2 separate regions of the Mus musculus genome follow, and region 1 is linked to region 2. The links are chromatin loops, found by intact Hi-C in ENCODE. Cell type or tissue: left cerebral cortex. All regions are shown on one strand.

Region 1 (8,000 bases), 120 kb before region 2:
GATGGGTATCTGTGAGTTTAAGGCTGGCCTGGTCTACGGTTCGAGTTCCAGAATAGCCAGAGCTACACAGAGACACTCAGTGGTCTCAAAAAACTAGAAGGGGGGAAAAAGATTTGAAGGCATTTTTGATTAATTGCAATTGTTGTCATTTGACAACACTGTTTATTTCTATTTTCCCAAGAACTAGTACAGCTTGAGACAGTTGAGCTATCTACAACTGTAAACCATGGGAGGGATGACTGGTGTGAGTCAGGGCAGCTGTTGGAGCTTTAAGTGTTACTACACCTCACACATTAATGTTGCACTAATGATCCACAGTGGATTGAGAGAGTAGTTGGTTGGCCTAGCAAAGTGTTCCTTCAGTGAAGCAGTCATTCAGATCAAACGAGAAAGTCATCTATGGTCAGATTAGCCTCCAGTGACAGTTACTCTGACAGTAGAACATAGGTGGCTCTTGTCTGAGCCCTGCCAGGTTGTGTACCTTGTGCTGTGTATGTCCTTTCGTGCTTAGTACACCTTTCCACTTAACCTATCCCTGTTGTACGGTTCTCTCTCAGACTTTCCAGACTCCCGGCCAGCCATTGAAGACCTTAAGTACTGCTTGGAGAGGACAGATCAGAGGCAGCAACTTCTTGTGTCCCTCAAGGTGGCCCTAGAGACTCGACTCCTCCACCCAGGTATTGTGTGGCCACTGGCCTGCCGTTCAAATAGCCCTCAGGGCTCACATACAGTTCCTAGCCCTGGATTTGTCGGCCTGAGAAAGGAGCATGTTATTGAACAGTTTTGAAGTCTTGGGAAAGCCGGGCTAACTCTGAGCTTTTGGAGGAAGTCAGAGCATGATTTGGTCTGGGGAAGTTTGTGGTCTTTTTAAAATAGGCTGCTTCCTAAGGGCAAAGTTTATATATTACTACTTTTTATGTTTCTATATATGATAAAATCAACTTAAGGGCAGAAGGATATATTCTCTTGATCTCAGAGTATAGTCCATCATAATGGAAAAGGTATGTCGGTTGGTGACAGACAAGAAACCAAGTCTTCAGGAAATAACATACTTCTATTAGCTAAGCCCTGAATACTAAAGGCTCCTTTTTTTTTTTTTTTTTGAGACAGGGTCTCTTTATGTAGACCAGACTGGCCTTGAACTCAGAGATCTGCCTTTCTCTGCCTTCTAGTAGCTGGGATTAAAGGAGTACACCACCACACCTGGCATACTAAAGACTCTTGGGCCTTTAAAATAGCACTGCAAGTTGGGAATCAAGCATTCAAAACATAAGCCTGTGGGGCTGGAGAGATGCTCAGCAGTAAAGAGCACTGACTGCTCTTCCAGAGGTCCTGAGTTCAATTCCTAGCAACCACATGGTGGCTCATAACCATCTGTAACGGGATCTAATGTATGTGTGTGATGTTGTCTTCTGGTGTGTTTGAAGACAGGTGTACTGACATACATAAATAAATTTTAAAAAGAAAAAAAACCGAAGCATGTAGGGGGCATTCTAAATTCAAACTATAACAGACTGCTTCTATAAAATTCTAGAGACGGCCGGGTGTGGTAGCGCACGCCTTTAATCCCAGCACCCGGGAGGCAGAGGCAGGCGGATTTCTGAGTTCAAGGCCAACCTGGTCTACAGAGTTAGTTCCAGGACAGCCAGGGCTACACAGAGAAACCCTGTCTCGAAAAAAAAAATCTAGAGACTGTGTCTATACATGGACGGAGATAGGGTGAAGGCAAGAAGGTAACTCACTGTTATCTGCTTGAATGAGCACATGGTAACGTTTAGATCACCCAGCCATGTTGCCAAGCTGCCCATTCAGGAGGTGTTGGCATTCAGGAGGCTGCTGTCCAGGCCGTTGTGTGATATCTGGCTCTTACTCTCTAGGTGTCAACACATGTGACATCATCACTCTCTACATTTCTGCCATCAAGGCATTACGTGTGCTAGATCCCTCTATGGTCATCCTGGAAGTGGCTTGTGAGCCCATCCGTCGATACCTGAGGTGAGTGCCACTGGCACTTGGCTCTTTCTGCTGACCTCTGGTGTTTGCAGAATCAGAGCGACAGCCAACCTTGACATGCCATAGACATGAGGCTCTCTCTACCTGGGTAGGGCTGGATTGACTCAGGGTAGGGAGCCTTTTTCCTTTTGCTAGTGTTGGGTAGTTGTCCACTCTGTTGCACAGTGTCAAGCTGTGTGTATATGTATAAGAGAGAGAGAGAATGTGAAAGGTAGGGGCTGTTTCCCCTACCCCCACACAAAGAGAAGCTTATCTAGGGCCCAGCCTTGTTGACCAAACCTGACAATGTGAAGAGGCCTGGTCTCTGTAAAGCTTCAGCCTTAGGAACCTCTGTGACTGCTCTGGTAGAGTCCTTGGCAAAGCTGGTCATTAAGCCCTTCTCAGTATCTCAGACTCTGCTTTTTTCAGGGTAGTGCTGGGCTTTTTACGTTTATGAATCCAGATGGGCATGCATTTAGTACCTGCTAGCTGTACAGCCATATAGCATGGGCTGTAGCAGGTGTCATGATGCCCATGCACATTGTCAGGGACAGCAACATTCAATCCTGGCAGGACACGAGAGGACACCGTACGGCAGATTGTGGCTGGGCTAACCGGGGACTCAGATGGGACTGGGGACTTGGCTGTTGAGCTGTCTAAGACTGACCCTGCCTGCCTGGAGACCGGTCAGGACAGTGAGGATGATTCTGGAGAGCCCGAGGACTGGGTCCCTGACCCTGTGGATGCTGATCCAGGTCAGCTTACCTATCGGCTTCGCCTCTGCCTTTTCTTGGGCTTCTTTGGTGGTCAGTGGGTTCTGGTTATGTATGTTGTTACCCAACCCTGGTCATATCAGAAGCAGCCATTGCCTCAAACTTGGCGGGTCAGAGTTCAGAGGCCCTTGCTTAACACTAGCTGGTTTGTTATGTTCCTCACTGGCTACCTTAGCTGGCTATAGAAGGTACCTGAGAGACCAGATTCATGGGAAGTCTGCATATCCCACCCTGTCTGTGATTTGGTCCTGATTCTTATGTATTAAGGTGGCATATTCTGGCCAGGTCCCGTCTTTTGCTTGGCCATACTCTGCTGGGTTATCATAGGGTGTGGATTCTCTGTCCTGCTTAAGTTTTAGCATGAACACAGCATCTTCAACCTTTTACAGGAAAACCCAAGGCCCTTTGTTCTATTCCTTATGGCTGAGTAAGGATCCTTGTGAAATAGGAGGCACTGTTTATCAGAACAGTTGCCTTAGGAACCAACCCCCTAGCTCTGCTGGAGACATAGTATTCCCAGCTGTCTGGGACATTGAGAGCAAGCCCCTAAGGCTGTGCGAGACTGCTGTATCTAGCAGGTGAACTCTAAGGTGTCACTGTCCTTGTCAAAGTGCTAGTGATATACACTAGTTCCTCTACACTGTGCAGTGAAGTCGAGTTCCAAGCGACGTTCTTCAGACATCATCAGCCTGCTGGTCAGCATCTATGGCAGCAAAGACCTCTTTATCAATGAGTACCGCTCGCTACTTGCAGATCGCCTTCTCCACCAATTCAGCTTCAGCCCTGAGAGGTAAGACAAGGAGCTGACCTCCAGGGGGCGCTGAGACCTAAAGCCTTCATTCTGTATTTGGGGAAAAACAAATGACTAGTACTGCCCCTATTGGCCAAATGTTGTGGTAATAATTAATCTTAATTGGGAGTTTCTACCTCATCTTATATCATTCAGTTCCCAGATAAAAGACATACAACACACACACACACACACACACACACACACACACACAGAGTCTTTAAAACACTAGAGCTGGGCAGATGTCAACTCTCTAAGCTATTATGTCTACTTCCCTATTAATCATCGTGAGTTATAACTTGCCATGTTTTATCTGGGACATTCTTAACTACTATTGGCCAGCTCTCATGGCCATGTTTTTATGATTCATCTGGTATCTTCTCCCCACCTCCTCCTCTCTTCCCGCCTCATGGTCCTGCCTCAGACTCCGAGCCCAGGAACTGAAACCTTGTCTACCCCTCTTCTGCCCAGCTATAGGTCATAGGCATCTTGTATTCAATAGTTTTAAGTTAACAAGCAAGGCTACTTATCACCCGTGTTTGTGAGTATCTCCTCATCCCCGAGACAACACAACACAATACATACATACATACATACATACATACATACATACAATACGTAACAAAAGACCAAACCTCAAGCAGCCAAAACGACCACACTCTGACCTTAGTGTTGTGCTTCCTGCCTTCCCTTCAGCCCAGGGTATCCTGAGCGGGTGGGTTGTCTGGCCCAGCTGTCTGCTTAGGGTACTGGTTGAAATGGAGTCATAGTGCAGCCCCTCCCAGAAACAAGGACAAACTTTTGTCCTTCCAGGGAGATTCGTAATGTGGAGCTGTTGAAGCTGCGCTTTGGTGAAGCCCCCATGCACTTCTGTGAGGTCATGCTCAAGGTAAATACCCAGGACTGCCTCAGCAGTCGCGCCTACCACCACCAGTAGGCCCAGGCTCTTGATAAGGTATCCTTTCTTAGGACATGGCAGACTCCCGCCGCATCAATGCCAATATCCGAGAGGAGGATGAGAAGCGGCCTGTGGAAGAACAGCCACCATTTGGGGTCTATGCTGTCATATTGTCCAGTGAATTTTGGCCTCCCTTCAAAGATGAGAAGCTGGAGGTCCCTGAGGACATCAGGGCAGCCCTAGACGTTTACTGCAAGAAGTATGAGAAACTGAAGGTAACGCCAGTAGGCCAATGGTAGTATGTATCTCTGGTCATCCCATCAGACCCCACAATAGAATTAGCCCATGTGTTCCATGTCTGGGTAGCATAGCTGAGCCCTAATGTTGTAGAAGCTGGTATTCTGTGAGTGATAAGGCCAAGTTCAAGGATCCTTACTGAGCTTGTGGTCAATTATGGCATGGGAGGCCAGAATCTGACACACAGGTGGAGAGTCCCACTCTAGACCGTGTGTGTGTGTGTGTGTGTGTGTGTGTGTGTGTGTGTGTCCCAGTGGGTTCTCTGGACCAGGGATGCTGTGAGAAGGTTGTAGGATGCAGGCATCTAGGTGGCAGACTCTAACTGAAAAAGCATGTGGGACCCTGTTAGGGTCCAGCTAGGAGCACCTAGGTAAAAAGTACAGGCAGGAGTGCCACGGGAACATCTGCAGCATCTTGTTCCTGATGAGGAAAGTGTGAGTCTCATGTTCCTGTAATCAGGAAGGCCTTACTTGGCTTCAGGCTGAGGATCTGTGCCCCTAGATGAGTCCCTTTGAGTACTTGAGGGGTGACAAAGTAGGACCCAGATGGAAGGCCCTGACTAGGGAAGTAAAAGAAGGGCAGTGTTTTTGTCAGTAGCTGTGAGAACCTCACCGCCTGGTTTTGTTTCTGAAAGAGTCTAGGTATGGTCTTTGTGGCCCTATTGACACCAGGTGAAAGTCTGATTACTGGTCACCAGTATGTTCTATTTTGGTCCATGCCATGGCAGTGTGTCTACTGAGTACCACAGCCTGGTTGAGGACATCTGAGTGGCCAGTACTGTGTACTGAGTATCCTCTCCTGCTGTTGCTTTGACCTATTTTAGTATGAGGTACTCGTTGGCTTTGCTAAGTTTTTGCCCTGGGTCCCAGACATGGCTTAGTCACATCTTAGACAGAGTTTCTCTGTATAGCCCTGGCTGTCCTGGAGCTCACTCTGTAGACCAGGCTGGCCTCAAACTCAGAAATCTGCTTGCCTCTGCCTCCCAAGTGCTGGGATTAAAGATGTGTGCCACCACTGCCCAGAGGCTTAGTCACATCTTTCTTTCCTTTTCTTTTCTTTTCTTTTCTTTTCTTTTCTTTTCTTTTCTTTTCTTTTCTTTTCTTTTCTTTTCTTTTCCCTCTTCTTTTCTTTTCTTTTCTTTTCTTTTCTTTTCTTTTCTTTTTCCTTTCCTTTCCTTTCCTTTTCTTTTCTTTTCTTTTTTGAGACAGGGTTTCTTTGTGTAGCCCTGGCTGTCCTGGAACTCACTTTGTAGACCAGGCTGTCCTCGAACTCAGAAATCCACCTGCCTCTGCCTCCCAAGTGCTAAGATTAAAGGCGTGCCGCGGCTTAGTCACATCTTGTTGATCACATCCAAATAGTTAGGATGGCCATATGCTAGTGTCATTTATCTTAATTTTTGCTGATACTGGAATGGCTCTGGCAAACCCCTGTGCTAAGAGGTCAGGCCTGTGGCAACAATTCCACTATCTTTCATCAGCCAAGCTCCTAAAGGATCTGGCTGGGTCTGTGGGTGACCGACTGTGCAGCCTGTATATTGTAACCCTTTTGCAGGTCATGGCTTTAGAACCAGTGTTAGGGAAGCTAAACTGGCTGAAACTGGGGGAAGCCACTGGTACTGCCTCCTTTTCTATCTGTAAAGTGAGTTTACTGGTACACTTCTCCCTTAAGAGCTACAGGGGTCCTGGAGGGTCTCAGACCATCAGGTGGCCACTAGAGCAAAGGAATCAGTGTCCCGGGTGCCACCTCAATGAGACACTGCAAAGTACAGGGTTACCAGATTAGAAATGTATTACTGCATTGTATTGCCCCAGAATGCTCTAAGGGAAACGATCCTTCCTGCCTCTTGCAGTAGCCCTGGCAGATCTAAGTAAATGGCCTTTTTCTTTATTTTGTTTTTGTTTTTTTGAGACAGGGTTTCTCTGTGTAGCCCTGGCTGTCTTGGAACTCACTCTATAGACCAGGCTGACCTCCAACTCAGAAATCCGCCTGCCTCTGCCTCCTGAGTGCTGGGATTAAAGGCGTGCGCCACCACTGCCCAGGTGGTAAATGCATATCTTTATGTCCAAGTTTTCTCTATGTCTGTTTCCCTCTTCTTGGGATACTAGTTATATCAGATTAAGGACCCTGGAGATAGGACTTACAGTGTCACTAGAGTCAGTGTCCTGGGCTTTACTTACTATCTCTTTGAAGAGATACAGTTTGGCCCATGGCAGCCTGTGGTTCTAAAACTAATAGTCTTTACATGAGAAAATTAGCCAATATCTCCAAAATTAACCACTTCAGCATCAGTTCTTAAAAATCTCTTCTAATCTAGATGGGTGGTGCCTATCTATGATCCTAGCACTCAGGAGACTAAAGCAGAAGGGTGGTGGTTCATTATATAGCCTAGCTATATAGTGAGGACCCCCCCCAAAAAAAAAAAAACCGTATCCATCTGAAGTAGGTTTCGTCTCCACCTTGATGCTGTGAGGTTGTTTTGATCCAAAGCACATTGTTAAAACAAGCCCAGTTCAGAAGAGGGTGTTCCCAAAGGCAGCAAGAAGGATCATGAGCCTAAAGCAAATCTGAACCACGGAAAGCAGAGTTGACAGTGTGGCTCAGGCCTTGGTGGTGCCCTTGGCTTTCCTGGCAGCCCTGTGTGCACTCTCCTGTACCTCTGTCACTGCATTCAGACTGTCAGCATTGCTGCTGACATAACACCCAAAATCTTGGTGCTTTCCATGAAGTGTACAATATCCAATTTATCAAGTGACTGTGATCCTGAGCCAAGTGTGCTGGTGATGCCTGTCACCCCAGCCTTGGAGGCAGGCACAGCAGCAGCACTGCTAGTTTGAGGCTAGCGTGTTGTATATAACAAGTTTCAAGGCAATTCAGCTATAGAGGAAGGCTCTGTCTTTTATTTAAAAAATGAAGAAAAGAAAGTGAGGGAAGGGGTATGTTCCTGGATATGCTACGTGTTCCGGGTGGATCTACAAATCACACTCATGTCAGCAAACATCTAGCTACAGGCTGGTAGTTCTCTGCCAGCTCCCCCAGTGTCTAGTGTTTGCTCATCGTTTCTATCTGAGCTCTCAGCAGCAGGTCCTCTCAGTGCCCTCATCTCTACCAGCATTATTCTCTATAGTATGGGCAATAGCTCTTATCCTTCCTTGAGCCTTCACCAGCATCATCTGCATCTTCCATGTCGTGCCAGTTAACTGTAGCAACCTAAGGTTTAACCTTCATGTGCTTCCCCATTGTACAAACAACT
Region 2 (8,000 bases):
CAGGCGGCAGCATCAGAGACTCTGGGTGGCACCTGGACCCTTTGTCTCCAATTTGGGAAGGTGTGTCTAAATAGCTTCAATAGTGTATGCTGGAAACTGTCCACCAAGCCTGGGACCAACTCCTTGTTCTCTCTAGGTGGTGGCATCTCCAGCTACGCAAATGACCCTTCTAGGGCAGGCCAGAGTCTGGTTGAATGTCTTGAACAGGCACTTCGGGATGTGCCCAAAGACAGATATGCCAGCACTCCACTCTACCTGGGAGCTACAGCAGGCATGCGCCTACTCAAGTGAGTGCTTATACCCAGGGGCCTGCACAGCTCTTCAGCAGAGTAGAACTCTCCTCCCAGAGCAAGCTCTCAGGAGGGCAAGCCTGGCAGAGGGCACCTGGGATGAGCTCCATCAGAGTCCCCCTCCCCCATTCCACAGCCTGACCAGCCCAGAGGCCACAGCCAAGGTGCTGGAGGCAGTGACACAGACGCTCACACGGTACCCCTTTGACTTCCGTGGTGCCCGCATCCTCTCGGGACAGGATGAAGGGGTGTTTGGCTGGGTGACTGCCAACTACCTGCTGGAGAACTTCATCAAGGTGGGCCCTGCAGCCCAAAGAACCTGGGGTCCTGACAGCCTTGCTTGCTCACAGTCTTAATCCAACCTTTGTTCTCCACAGTATGGCTGGGTAGGCCGGTGGATACGGCCAAGGAAGGGAACTCTGGGGGCCATGGACCTTGGGGGTGCCTCAACACAGATCACCTTTGAGACAACCAGTCCATCTGAAGATCCAGATAATGAGGTCCATTTGCGGCTCTATGGCCAGCATTACCGTGTCTACACCCATAGCTTCCTCTGCTATGGCCGGGACCAGGTTCTCCAGAGGCTTCTGGCCAGTGCCCTCCAGGTGTGTCTACAAACTCAACCATGACACCATACTGGTGCCTTCTGGAGGAAGGGAGGGAGAAGGGACAAAAGGCAACAGGGCAGGGCCAAAAAGCAACTCATACTGAGCCCAGGAACCTTAAGAGTGGCCTCCTTTACCCATGGCTATACACATAGCAGTGAGGCCCACAGTGGGTTCCTGTCTCCATGATGATGTCTGCCTTTAGCCTCAAACAACATCTAGCTTCTTCAGCTAGGTGTGCCTCAGCTTGAGGACAGGCAGAGAGGAACTTGGTGGTATAAAGAGCTAGGAATGGGGGCCGAGAATTAGGAGAGCCAGGGAGTTATCTCAGAACCTTGAATACCTGGCCAAAAGGTTTGCTGTTTGTCCATCAGGTAATGGTTGCCATGGTTGCTCACAAACACAAAAATGATGTTGCCCAAGTTGGACTTACGAACAGTTCATCAGGCTGCCTCCCTGTGGTGGGGTGGAAGGCAGTGGCTAGAGTGGGGAACTCTATCTGTACTCTCACTAACTCCCCAGATCCATCGCTTCCACCCCTGCTGGCCAAAGGGCTACTCCACCCAAGTGCTGCTCCGGGAAGTCTACCAGTCTCCATGCACTATGGGTCAGCGTCCCCAGACCTTCAACAGCAGTGCCACTGTCAGCCTGTCAGGGACCAGCAACGCTGCCCTCTGTCGTGACCTCGTCTCTGGGCTCTTCAATATCTCCTCCTGTCCCTTTTCCCAATGCTCCTTCAATGGGGTTTTCCAGCCTCCCGTGGCTGGGAACTTCATAGTGAGTCCGGGTGGATGGATGTGGGGACGGGAGACCCTAAGCATGTGGTGACAGGGTGACTGCACACTCTTCTCCCACAGGCCTTTTCTGCTTTCTACTATACTGTAGACTTCCTGAAGACAGTGATGGGGCTGCCTGTGGGAACCCTGAAGCAGCTGGAGGATGCCACAGAGACCACCTGCAACCAGACCTGGGCTGAGGTGAGGCCTGTCCCCATATTCTCCACATCTGGGTAAGACACTTTCCCCTTCAATTTATCTCGCCATAGAGAGACTCAGTCATTTCAGATTGCTGACTACCTTAAGAAGTAGTCAGCTTAAGTGGGGAGCTTGGGGCTGAGTAAGCTAAATCTTCAGTGGTCTCCTCAGAGTTTGATCCTACAATCAAGGTATGGAACACGTAGAACAGGAATTGCAAAGTCTCTGTGACAACAGGACCTCAAAGCAGAAAGGGACAGAAAGGCAGGTGTCTAGGACAAAGCATGGGAACGAGTGTCCCACTAGTGGGAGAGGAAGACACAGGAGAGACTCAGCAGGGCTTGGGGTATTCCTGGAGAAATTGAAAATCGGGCCTGGACACGGACTGAACAGTAGTCCCAGAAAGAATAGAGAGGCCCTGATAGCTGGAGTGTGAGGTGGCCACCATGTCTCCTAGAGAAATAAGTCCCTCTAATCTAAGTCACCCAGGAAGGTCTCAAAAAAGTGGGGCCAGTTGGTCAGAGAGCAACACTTAAACCTGGACGCCTGTTCCTTTAATTATGATGCAAGAATGCTCCTATCCTCTATTTTCTGGTGGCCACCCTTGCTGTCCTCCTCATCCAGCTGTTGGGAGGGGAGAACACAGGCCTTCCAGCAGTCACGAGGTTTATCCCAGAGGAGTGTCTGCCTGGGAAGGGCGTTTTGAACTAGGTCTTTCTGTGTATTTCCTGCCTTTCTTGGCCTGAGCTGTAGTGGGAGGGGGATGCTGTACCCTGGGGGCCATAGCTTCTCGTGGTGTTGAAACTAACGGTGTCTCATTCTGTTCTTAGCTTCAGGCCCGAGTACCCGGACAGCAGACCCGCCTGCCTGACTACTGCGCTGTAGCCATGTTCATACATCAGCTATTGAGCCGCGGTTATCGCTTCGACGAGCGCTCTTTCCGTGGAGTGGTCTTCGAAAAGAAGGTGGGTAAATGGCGGGGTCAGGAGGATTCCTCGTGCGGTCTCTTTGAGGCTGATGCCACGCCCTCTCTTAGGCGGCAGACACGGCTGTCGGCTGGGCGCTGGGCTACATGCTGAATTTGACCAACCTGATTCCCGCTGACCTCCCGGGACTACGTAAGGGCACCCACTTCAGCTCCTGGGTTGCTCTCCTGCTGCTCTTCACAGTCCTGATCTTGGCGGCTTTGGTCCTGCTCTTGCGCCAGGTGCGCTCTGCCAAGTCCCCAGGCGCCCTCTAGGGGTGCGCTGGGAGCTTCTCCCAACTCCCGGCTATCTCTCTTCCCGAGGGCATCTCTGACCCTGAAGCAGCCTGGACGGTCCTTATCTACACTCACAGAAAGTCTACATGGGCAGCCCTGAGTGTTCTCAATTAATCCTCCGCTCTCTTCCTGGGATGTCAGGTCTCTTAGCCTGCGACTCAGGGTGAGGTCCATTCCGAGTGGAGCCTCTGTTCTGATTGATCTTCAGGGCCCTGGGTACTTTCTGTCTGGGCCTTTAGAAAGGCAAGCACCAGAGACTACAGGCTAGGAGTCAGCTCCATGCCTACTTGTAAAAAAATTTGTAATAAAAGATTTTTTCCTAGAGCAGTGAAGTGTCCATAGGGTGGGGCATCATTTGTTGCTCGTTTCTCCTGCCAGCTGTGTTGGCTATTCGGATAAAACCTGGTTCCAAGTCAGTACTTTTCTTGCTTCCTCCCTTTCTGTACCAGATCCGAGGTAATGGAGGCACTCCTACCTACACTGGTCTGGGGTTGTCCCTGAGTCTGAGTTTTCTCTGACTCAGAGAACCCTTGATGACATCCGTAGGAATTGAGGCTGCACTCCAAGTCCTCCCCCCCCCCAACTTATACTTGAAGTATCAGTAGACCTAAAGATCAGAGGCACTTGCATCCCACAGCCTAAGTTTCTGTAGGTGGAAAAGCGTGGCCCCGCTGGGCGTGGTGGCACACACCTTTAATCCCAGCACTCGGGAGGCAGAGGCAGGCAGATTTCTGAGTTCGAGGCCAGCCTGGTCTACAAAGTGAGTTCCAGGACAGCCAGTGCTATACAGAGGAACCCTGTCTCGGGAAAAAAAAAAAGCGTGGACTTCTCCCTTGCTTCTTTTATGGAAAATTAGCTCAGACTATTTCTGTTCAGTCAATGCCTCTTGAGGGCTGGGTTGGGATGGTAGCCGCTAGTGAGCGCATGCGCGCACGCACGCGCGCGCACAGAGAGAGAGAGAGAGAGAGAGAGAGAGAGAGAGAGAGAGAGAGAGAGAATCATTTGATAAATGTATAAACCTGCACTGACAGCCTCCTCTTTAAGTTTGTGAGCCTGAAGGACGGGAAGAAGTGGAGGGCTGAGGAACTCAACCTTGTTCTTTTCTCTGTGTGTGGTGTTTGTGTTTTTTGCATGTGACAAGGGTCTCTGTGTAACCTTGGCTGTTGTCCTGGAACTTACTTTGTAGACCTGGCTGGCCTTGAACTTACAGAGATCTGCTTGCTTCTGCCTCCGAGTGCACCACCATCGTCCAGGCCTGTTTTTCATTCTTAAGATAGGGTCTCATTATATATTCATGACTGTCCTGGAACTCGATATGTAGACTAGGCTGGTCTCAGCATCTTGAGAGATGGGATTAAAGGCAGGAACCACCACACTGATCTTCAACATTGCCTTCATGACTCAACCAGGGGGAGGTCTCTGGCGGGGGTGGAGTGTGCTCAAAGGGGACTGCACATGAATGGTGATCACCAGGCACCATGCATGTTCCATGTTGTGTGACTCAAGGGAGCTGAAAGCCATTACCTGGGATCATGACCACCTTGGACAGCTCCCAGACAACTGTCAACTACGTCAAGTTACTCTCGCCCCCTGGTGGTACCATTCGGGAGCGAGTCTGGCTTGATCTTGTGAGCCTCTTGTATGCTTTTCTTCCTGGTTTTAGAAAGCCCGGGCACGTCTCTGAGTACACCTGTATATCTCTATACACCTCTTTATCCTTTGTGGGATACATTTTGCAAACCTGCAACAGTCAGCCTAGTCTACATAGCCAGGATTTGTCCCTGGTGTTCCCCTAGTCTAAGGTCCTCCATTCTAACAGGGTGAGTGGTGAGGGTTTGGCAGTCGGACCACTAAGAAGAAGGCGTGCATCCTGGGACGCCCACCGTTAGTCAATTCCAAGTCAGATTCTTGGGTAATGAATGAGGAGGCATTCTGCTGTAGAGGCTAGAGGGCCCGAAGCACTCAGACGCCTGACAAAAGGGGACCCCCCAACAGGATGCAGAGGGAGGGGGCTCAGACTAGAGGAGATGTCCCGCCCCCGCAGGTGGAGCGCGCAGGCGCACTCCCGACACTTTTCTCTGGCCGCCGCGCCTCCATCCCATCCCGGATCCATTGCCGCAACGTCAGCGCCACCGCCTCCTCTTTTCCTCTTCCTCCTCCGCCCCTCTCGCTTCCCGGCTTCTCCAGTCGCAGTTCCCGGAGTGGGTACCGAGCCCGGGGCCGTGGGGTGCCATGCTGCCCGGGTAGCGGCGCTGAAGCATGGCGACGCCCGTCCCTCCGCCTTCCCCGCGGCACCTGCGGCTGCTACGGCTGCTGCTCTCCGGCCTCATCCTGGGAGCGGCCCTGAATGGTGCCACCGCCCGCCGCCCGGGTGAGCGAGCGCTCTGGGCGCAGGCTGTTGGGTGCTCCGGGGCTGGGATTGCGGGGCGGAGAATCCTGCCCCCGGCGCCGCCCTGGTTTTCCCTGCCACCGCCCCGGCCTTACCCAGGCCCACAGGCCAGGCAGGCCCGGTCCGCTGGGCATGGATTGGGTAAACAGGTCAGGCCCGTTGAAGGCCATGCTAGATGAATCTTCTCTCAGGTCCTTGGAGGCGAATGTAGATTTCACGCGCTTTGGGTCTTTGTCTCTGGGTCCCTGAATCAGTCTGGTGTGTGTCTTTGGGTCTGCAGCCATCTGGTTTCTGGTGGCCCATAAGTGGGATCCTGTGTCTTTGTTTGTGTGTCTCTGGGGCTTCCCGTTGGCAGGGTTGTTCTTGGGGTCTGTGGGCCTTGCATGTCAGCCCTGTCGTTCGTTCGTGTGTGTGTGTGTGTGTGTGTGTGTGTGTGTGTGTGTGTGTGTGTGTGTAGAGGGGTTCCCATGGAAGGTCTTAAGGGTTCCAGGTCTAGGGTCTTGTTCCAACTTAGTGGGGTCAAGCTGCCCCATCCCCTGCCCTGAAGGACATGCACCACTGTCCTCTGGTCTGAGGTCTGTGTAGTGACTGTTTAGAAGAGTGTGACTCCCTGACTGGGAGAACATTTTCTCTTTTTTTTCGAGATGGTTTCTCTGTATAGCCTGGCTGTCCTGATCTCACTCTGTAGACCAGGCTGGCCTCAATGCCTGCCTCTGCCTCCCAAGTGCTGGGATTAAAGGCATTCACCACTACTGCCTGGCTCTGGGAGAACATTCTTGACAGATGGGTCCTGAAGCCACAGGATCCAAATTGTATCTCCCCGAGGGGAGTGAAGTGGGAGAGGTTGCCCATATGTTCACTGAGTTCTTCTGGAACTATGTGTGGGAGCTGCTTTGAGCCCAGCTTACAGATGAGGAAGCTGAGGGCATGGAGAGGTGACTGGTACGTGGACTCTAACAAGATCGGTCTGGATATGGGACCTTAAGAGCTGGGCAAGCAACCCAGGAACTGGACTGAAGGTTGGCATGACTGGAAGAGACTCTTGAGGAGGGTGGAGTTCCAGACTGGGCCTTACCAGAGATGCCAAATAGCCTGCCTCCCTGGTGGACACCCTTCATGGATGGGACTAAGGCACAGTACTGAAGCCCTGGGCATGTGCTGGCCTCTGCCCACTGGCCTCTATAGCTGAATGCAGAGACTTGACATGGCCCATACTAAGCGTCCCCTTATCACACCTAGTGCCCAGGAAGGGCCGGTAGCCTAGCATGGTTAGAAAAGCAGATACTCTGCAGCTGCCATTGGTTCTGAGACCCAGGCTGGAGAGGGACTTTCTATCCAAGATAAAACAGTAGGTTGGTGGGCTAAGGAGGCCCTACAGCTCAAAGCCAGCATTGTGCTACACCTCTAGTATAGGTCTGACTAGCTTGTTAGCACCAGGGGCAGGGACTGTCTGCCTCCCTGGAGCCCAGCTGGTGGGTGGAGCCCGTGTAAGCCTCCTAGCACAGTGCTGTTTAACTCTCTCAAGTCCCAAGCTCAGGTTGCTGTTCCTGGAGGCTGCTGACAGTCTATGGTGGACAGAAGGTGCCTAGCCTGGGATTCAGTGTGCCACCAGAGCTTCTGGAACTTCTTAGCAGGAGACATAGAGTGTCAGATTACAAAGGAAAGTAGTGCAGTAGTGGCGCACGCCTTTAATCCCAGCACTCGGGAGGCAGAGGCAGGCGGATTTCTGAGTTCGAGGCCAGCCTGGTCTACAAAGTGAGTTCCGGGACAGCCAGGACTACACAGAGAAACCCTGTCTCGAAAAACCAAAAACCATATATAAAAAAAAAAAAAAAATGAAAACCCCCCAAAACCAAAAACAAAGGAAACTAAGGCAAAGTCTATAGGAGGCTATGGTTAACACATCCCATGGGGCCCACAGCATTGCCTGCAGTGTGCAGTGGAAGGAACTGGCTGGCCAGAGACACAGGAAGTTGATGGTCCTGCTGGGTATTTCCTTGGCCCTGCTGGCTTCCCAAGACAGAGACCAAAGTTCCAGGCTGGGATTATTCCTTACCTTTGAAGCAACTGAAGGTGTATATCCCATAGGAGAAACTGAGGCATAAAGCTCACTGCTCTGTGTAGCTGCATCACGATAGGACTGTTTGGCAGGTATAAGAGAACATTGTGCTCTGGGCCCCAAAAATGTGACTCAGAACTATGACCTAGACTGGCATCCCCAATACCGATCAGCCCAGGCCTTTCAGTGCCCTCATTGTATCTAAGCCAGTGGCATCTTAGGTCTCCCAGTGCCATGAAGACAAAGGCTAGGCAGAGACAGCCACTGTCTTCTGGACTGAGCATTTGTTCTGTGGACTACCAGACTAACTCTAGGGTTATAGGACTATGTGCTGGGGGTCTAGAGAGGAACACCAATGTTTAGGAGAATGTCTACGCAGCATCCTTTGCTTCTCCAGAACCAAAGAGAGAACAGAGCTCAGT

Evidence for each region. Peaks named below come from ENCODE experiments on the same cell type or tissue, not always from the same donor. Only the 100,000 strongest peaks of a DNase experiment are listed, where the experiment ranks them.
Region 1: it touches region 2 in a loop (2.4-fold over the local background); 4 of 42 quality-filtered maps call a loop at or near these places.

The regions. Positions count from the first base shown.
Region 1 is chr2:25,275,759-25,283,758 of GRCm38, forward strand. It overlaps Anapc2 (anaphase promoting complex subunit 2), which reads left to right. Exons shown (of 13, transcript NM_175300.4): 5 at 558-677; 6 at 1,878-1,995; 7 at 2,566-2,747; 8 at 3,414-3,555; 9 at 4,369-4,444; 10 at 4,525-4,728. Among named protein-coding and RNA genes, the nearest start is that of Anapc2, 7.3 kb to the left of the region's middle. In left cerebral cortex, a CTCF peak has its summit at 3,576 (motif pointing right); a DNase peak (open chromatin) is centred at 3,574.
Region 2 is chr2:25,397,865-25,405,864 of GRCm38, forward strand. Entpd2 (ectonucleoside triphosphate diphosphohydrolase 2) reads left to right here. Exons shown (of 9, transcript NM_009849.2): 3 at 137-287; 4 at 427-586; 5 at 668-895; 6 at 1,418-1,672; 7 at 1,753-1,872; 8 at 2,700-2,834; 9 at 2,906-3,459. The coding sequence ends at 3,109. Npdc1 (neural proliferation, differentiation and control 1) reads left to right here and starts at 5,186. Exons shown (of 9, transcript NM_008721.4): 1 at 5,186-5,501. The coding sequence starts at 5,390. In left cerebral cortex, CTCF peaks have their summits at 3,105 and 4,724 (motif pointing left); DNase peaks (open chromatin) are centred at 3,087, 4,771, 5,222, 6,316 and 1 more place; H3K4me3 peaks cover 2,921 bases; H3K27ac peaks cover 1,695 bases.